Regions from separate parts of the Mus musculus genome. Here region 1 is linked to region 2. The links are chromatin contacts, found by Hi-C or POLR2A ChIA-PET in ENCODE. All regions are on one chromosome and are shown on one strand. Each heading gives the region's core, a stretch centred on a gene start or an enhancer-like site at or near the end of the contact. The rest is flanking DNA. Distances are from core to core; before and after follow the strand shown. Region 1 holds the start of Cgas (cyclic GMP-AMP synthase). Region 2 holds the start of Ddx43 (DEAD box helicase 43).

Region 1 (2,700 bases), core at 56-2,555, 47 kb before region 2:
ACTAGCTCTGTAGATCTCCAGCTTACTGCCTCTGCTTCCCTAGTGCTGAGACTAATAATGGAGAATGCCACTCTACTGGCAAGACCTCACAGAGAGGTCTCCTGCTCAAGTGTATTTCTGCAAAGTAGGCAGCGTTTCCATTCCCAGGTGTGTCTACTTGCCATTCAAAAGCGAATGCTTGTTAGACAAGTTCCCATTTTGAAAACTCATGTACAGGCATTGACAGGAAGGAGGGAAGAGAGTTGCAGGGTCAATAGGATGGCAGCACACTGATCGGTGTCTTTTTATTCAGGCTACATGTATCTCATAATATATGGTACATACACACGCGCGCGCGTGCGCGCGCGCACACACACACACACACACACACACACACACACTCACACACACACACACACACTTTACAAAAAGTTACACAGAGCAGCAATTTTTGAGCTTTATTTTAAGGGACACACAGGATTGCATAATAAGGTGTGGAATATAGTAATGTTATTATTATAACATTCTGATGTTAGTTGAAAACTAAGTGTTGTTCTGAGCCATGTAAATCTTCAGAAGACAGGTTTTTGTTTTTGTTAGCACAGTGGAAGGCAAAATGAGTTCCGCCAAGAACAACTTTAAAAGAAGCAGCCACTGTTGACGAGACCGACTTTAGAAATCGCTTTCTGAAAGTCTGCATTAAAGGACTACGGAATCTCAGCAGCCAAATCAGGATGGCTTACACCGTGCTGCTCATGAAACTCACACAGGCACTTTGAATATGTTCTTTAAGAGTCGGTGTGCTTTTTAGAAAGATAAGTTGAAATACTAATTCCAAGCAGTTAAATCTAACTTGAAAAGGTTCAGTGAGTTTCTATTTCTCATTAACAAGAACAGTAAATTTTGATTTAAAGTTTACATAAACCGGGCGAGGTGACGCACGCCTTTAATCCCAGCACTTGGGAGGCAGAGGCAGGCGGATTTCTGAGTTCGACGCCAGCCTGGTTTACAGTGAGTCCCAGGACAGCCAGGGCTACACAGAGAAACCCTGTCTCGAAAAACAAAAAAAACAAAAAACAACAAAAAAGTTTACATAAAAAAGTTGTTTATCAACTACAAATGTACGAGAGACAGTAGTGTCCTGAAACACATCTTGGTGGTAGGCGGCAAATCTAGCCATCTGAGCTGTCAGTGGTTTCCGCGTCTGTGCGGTAAAGGAGAGGTTTCCCGGCCAGTGGCTCAGTGGGTGGTTCCCCAGCTAGTGGCTCTGCTGGTCCCCACTGGTGAAAAAGTTCGCATCTCTTGGACCGCCTCTTCCTGGCGCTGACTTCACGCGTGCTCCTGCGCCTGCTCGCGGCGGATACTGACCGGCTACGTTCCCGCCATATATTTAAGTTTCATTTCCAGCGGCCACTGAGAGTTCCCCTTTTCGCGGCCTTTCTTCGAAGTCGATTTATTCTTTCCCGGACCGAAGAGCGGCAGATATGGAAGATCCGCGTAGAAGGACGACGGCGCCACGCGCTAAGAAGCCGTCCGCGAAGCGCGCCCCGACGCAGCCCAGCAGGACCAGGGCCCACGCGGAAAGCTGCGGCCCGCAAAGGGGGGCTCGATCGCGGCGGGCGGAGCGTGACGGGGACACCACGGAGAAGCCACGTGCCCCAGGGCCCCGAGTGCATCCAGCAAGGGCCACTGAGCTCACCAAAGATGCACAGCCCTCGGCCATGGACGCGGCAGGAGCCACCGCGCGGCCTGCCGTCCGGGTGCCCCAGCAGCAGGCCATCCTGGATCCGGAGCTGCCCGCCGTACGGGAGCCCCAGCCGCCCGCGGATCCCGAGGCGCGGAAAGTCGTAAGGGGACCTAGCCACAGAAGGGGCGCGCGCTCCACCGGGCAGCCCAGAGCGCCGCGAGGGTCCAGGAAGGAACCGGACAAGCTAAAGAAGGTGCTGGACAAATTGAGATTGAAACGCAAAGATATCTCGGAGGCGGCCGAGACGGTGAATAAAGTTGTGGAACGCCTGCTGCGCAGAATGCAGAAACGGGAGTCGGAGTTCAAAGGTGTGGAGCAGCTGAACACTGGCAGCTACTATGAACATGTGAAGGTGAGCGTCAAGACCTGCTGGAGGGGCTCCGGCCCCACTCCTCACTTGCCTCCTCAGCTGTTTGGGGGTCCCACACTCTTAGGGCCCCCCTCCCTTGGAACACCCCAGTCTTTTTTTTTTTTTTTTAATTCATCCAGTTAGCTCACAGCAAGCAATATTGATAGCTAGTTAGTTTGCTTTGGAGGGATGGGACAGGTGACCTTAAAGTAGTCGCAGGGGAGTCATCTTTATTAATCCTTCCCCAACTATAGCCTCTAGATTGAATCTAGTCCATCCCTGAGACTTTGGGACCGCCTGCAATTAGGGCAGAATTGTATACAACTAATTGGGAGAGGTGGCTGGGTACTCAAGTGAGGGTCCGTTGACATTGTCGCACCCCCTATGAGCGAACGTCATCTACAAGCCTACCTCTAATGCTCTTCGGAGAGTAGGCCCGGCTGAGTTCCTGAAGATGATGGTGATAGCTATTCTCTGCTAGTGAAATGAGCCAATTCAAGCCAAATTAAAATATATTAAGGCAGGTTTATTAGAAAGCTGCTCTTGGGCAGGTTCACTGGTCCTAAGAAAAAGGCCAGGGTAGTCACTGTGGGGAGGGAGACAGAGGGAAGAGGGAAGAGAGAGA
Region 2 (2,700 bases), core at 152-2,651:
ACACAATCTCCCATTACCACTAACACTGCGCTCGTTATATATGCTTACTTCTTAACTATAGAAGTAAGGTGGGGCTGAGTAGCAGATTAGGGGTAAAGATAGGCTTAACTCTTATGAAGCTCTGGGTTCAATCCTGAGTTCAAAGAAAGAAAAAGAGAGGGAAGAAGGAAGTGGGGTGGGAGAAGATGAACAGTAGAGGAAAAAATAAAGATTGTCATATTTTAACACACACTGGAATAAACCATCTAGGTTGCAAGGCTAGGGATGTAGCTCAGGATGCACCTAATTATTTGGGATGCACTGGGTTCAATACCCAGAATAAGAAACAAACAAACAAACAAACACAGTAGCATGCACAACCAACGAGTCGTGTGTATTCCAATGCCTAGACTTCACTGCTTCTTGCAGCGGGTCTAATATCTGTCGCAAACCTATTGGTTCTCTGGTGAGCTTCCCGTTCAAATACTGGGCTTCTTGTTCAGATTGGGAGGGGTGGGGAGGGCGGGGGAGCTTGGACCCTGCAAACGGAATCTTTGTCTATTCTAGTAACCAGCCTTAAAACATACGATTAAATGCCACAAAGCAGGCTTTTAGAACTAAATATATTCACTTCACGGACCCCAACCCACCCCCCAAAAAGCCCTATAACTGAAACTAAGAATTGAAGCCAACTGAGGGAAACATCTCCATCACTGTAAAATGCATCTCAGAAAAGTTGAAAATTGCGCATCTAAGACTCCCGCGTACTGCTCTCCGCAGTTACATTCACCTCAAGTTAAACCTCCTGGCAGAGACGAAGCTGCGGCTCTGACCTGACACTAAAGCACACTAGGTGTGAAAACGACCTAGAGGGTGATGGCTGCACCTCCGCACTGAGCTGCTGGCCCCTGCGGGAAACCGGAAAGACCTTTACCGCGGATGCCGCGCGAGTCTTCCAGGAGGTTCTCTCCCACACACGCCCCGGCCCGCCATAGAACTGCGCCCCCGCGCTGCTGGAGCCCCGACGCCGCCGCCCCGTCATGCAGCGAGCCTGGGCGCCGCCGGCGCTCACCTATCACCGCGCCCACCACATCGTTCTTCACCCCGAAGCAGAGCGGCGGTTCGCGGCGGCCGGCGGCCGTAGCCTCGGCGGCCCCGGCGGGCTCTCTCCAGCCGCCGCCCGCACCCCTGCTACCGACCCGGCCTCTCCGGTTCGTCTCCTCCGTCGCTGTCCGGTCGGCGCCCCGGGACCCGGTCGAGCTTCGCCGGGGAGCAACGCCCGAGGAGGAAGCGTTGGCTGCGGGTTCCCGCCTAGACATGGCTCTGAGGAGAGCCGCGCGTCGCACGTCGTTCCAGACTCAGCTGCACAGGCCGCGGCGTCGGAAAAACTCCGCTGCCGCCCGCGAGCTCGCCCGCCAGTCCTCTGCGCGCTCATTGGCCGCCGCGCTTCGGGGGCGGGGCCTGGCTGGCCTGACCAATCGGCGCTTGCAACCGAGCGGCCACCTGGACCCCTATTTGCCCGGCTAGTGTCTGGCTGGGAACATCAGCTTGAGGACAGTGCGTCTCCGTGCCACGGAAACGATCCCAACCGTGCCTCGAAATTCAGGTTCATGACGGGCTAATGTACAGGCTTGAGATCTGGGGCAGGAGGGTCTGCGTGACAATTACTTTCAGGCTCTATCTTAAAATAACTCGATGAAAGCGCTTGCCTAAGCGCAGGATACCCTATCTACACTCCCCAATACCTAAAGTTAAAAAAAAAAAAAAATAGCACTGCCTGAAGCACACCCAGCTTTGCAAGGATTTTGGAGCTGGACACAGTCCTCCAGGCCTGGCCTAAGCTCCAGCATCCTTTGCTGGGATTGGGATCCTCGAATTGTCAGACTAGATCACAGGTCAACCATCCATCAAACAGAGGACACGCAGAATCTTAGCATTGAATGTCTTGTAGGAGACACTGAGGAAAAACTGGAAGGTTGGGTCCATCCTGGGTTAAATAAATTACATCAAATTATATTATATAATACTATGTATACTAATATCTTTGAAGATAGCCTTAATTCTCCTGCCTGGGAGTGGGCACTCAAGTGCTGGGCTTATAGATGAATTTCATGACACACAGATGTAGCAACAGTATCTCTTGATACAATACTCTCTGGGGGAATGTGAATAAAACACCAAACTATCAAAGCATCTTGGACTTACACAGAAACATCGAGCAAAATAAAAAATAAGCCAATCACAAAACATGTCTTGACTGTGCTTGAGGATTTAAAGTAATCCAAACAGCATAGAATGGGGGTGTGGACACGGGGGAGCCAGGAGAAGCCAGAAGTAGAGCAAATCTTAAATGTCCATGCAGACTCTGATCCTGAAGTGGGTGGATAACCGCCTTCAGAAGTGACTGCTGGTTTTGATGTGCTAACGTCGCTGGGTGTTTGTTGGGCCCGGCTGTTCATGAGAGGTTTTGTTTAGCAGCTTTCTTGCAATGCCTTTGTCTGGTATTAGCATTTGGGTAATGAACCTTTTCCAGAAACTAGAAGCAGAAAGAATTATATTCTACCTCCTCTGAGAAGGTCAGACTTTCCCGCCACAGATACTGAGCTGTTTTGGGAACTGGATTTTAAGCAATGACCTCTTAGTTTAGTCTCTTCTACTATAACCGATGTACTGCTCTGGAGAAATGATAGGGGTGCTGTCCACCGTCATGAGGGGAAAGCT

The links. Hi-C counts contacts between places; a loop is a spot of excess contacts on that map. ChIA-PET counts read pairs that join two places held with the same protein, here RNA polymerase II (POLR2A).
Region 1: a loop to region 2 is called in a map of left cerebral cortex, with 9 times the contacts of the local background. The contact joins the promoter of Cgas here to the promoter of Ddx43 in region 2. A Hi-C loop is called at or near these places in 2 of 37 maps with a recorded cell type or tissue (both left cerebral cortex). POLR2A ChIA-PET finds 5 or more read pairs at or near these places in 1 of 5 experiments (embryonic stem cell).

What each region holds. Positions count from the first base shown.
Region 1 is chr9:78,441,842-78,444,541 of GRCm38, reverse strand. It overlaps Cgas (cyclic GMP-AMP synthase), which reads left to right and starts at 1,305. Exons shown (of 5, transcript NM_173386.5): 1 at 1,305-2,078. The coding sequence starts at 1,464. It also overlaps a transcript of Mto1 not described here.
Region 2 is chr9:78,394,478-78,397,177 of GRCm38, reverse strand. Ddx43 (DEAD box helicase 43) reads right to left here and starts at 1,401. Exons shown (of 17, transcript NM_001191044.1): 1 at 1,052-1,401. The coding sequence starts at 1,298.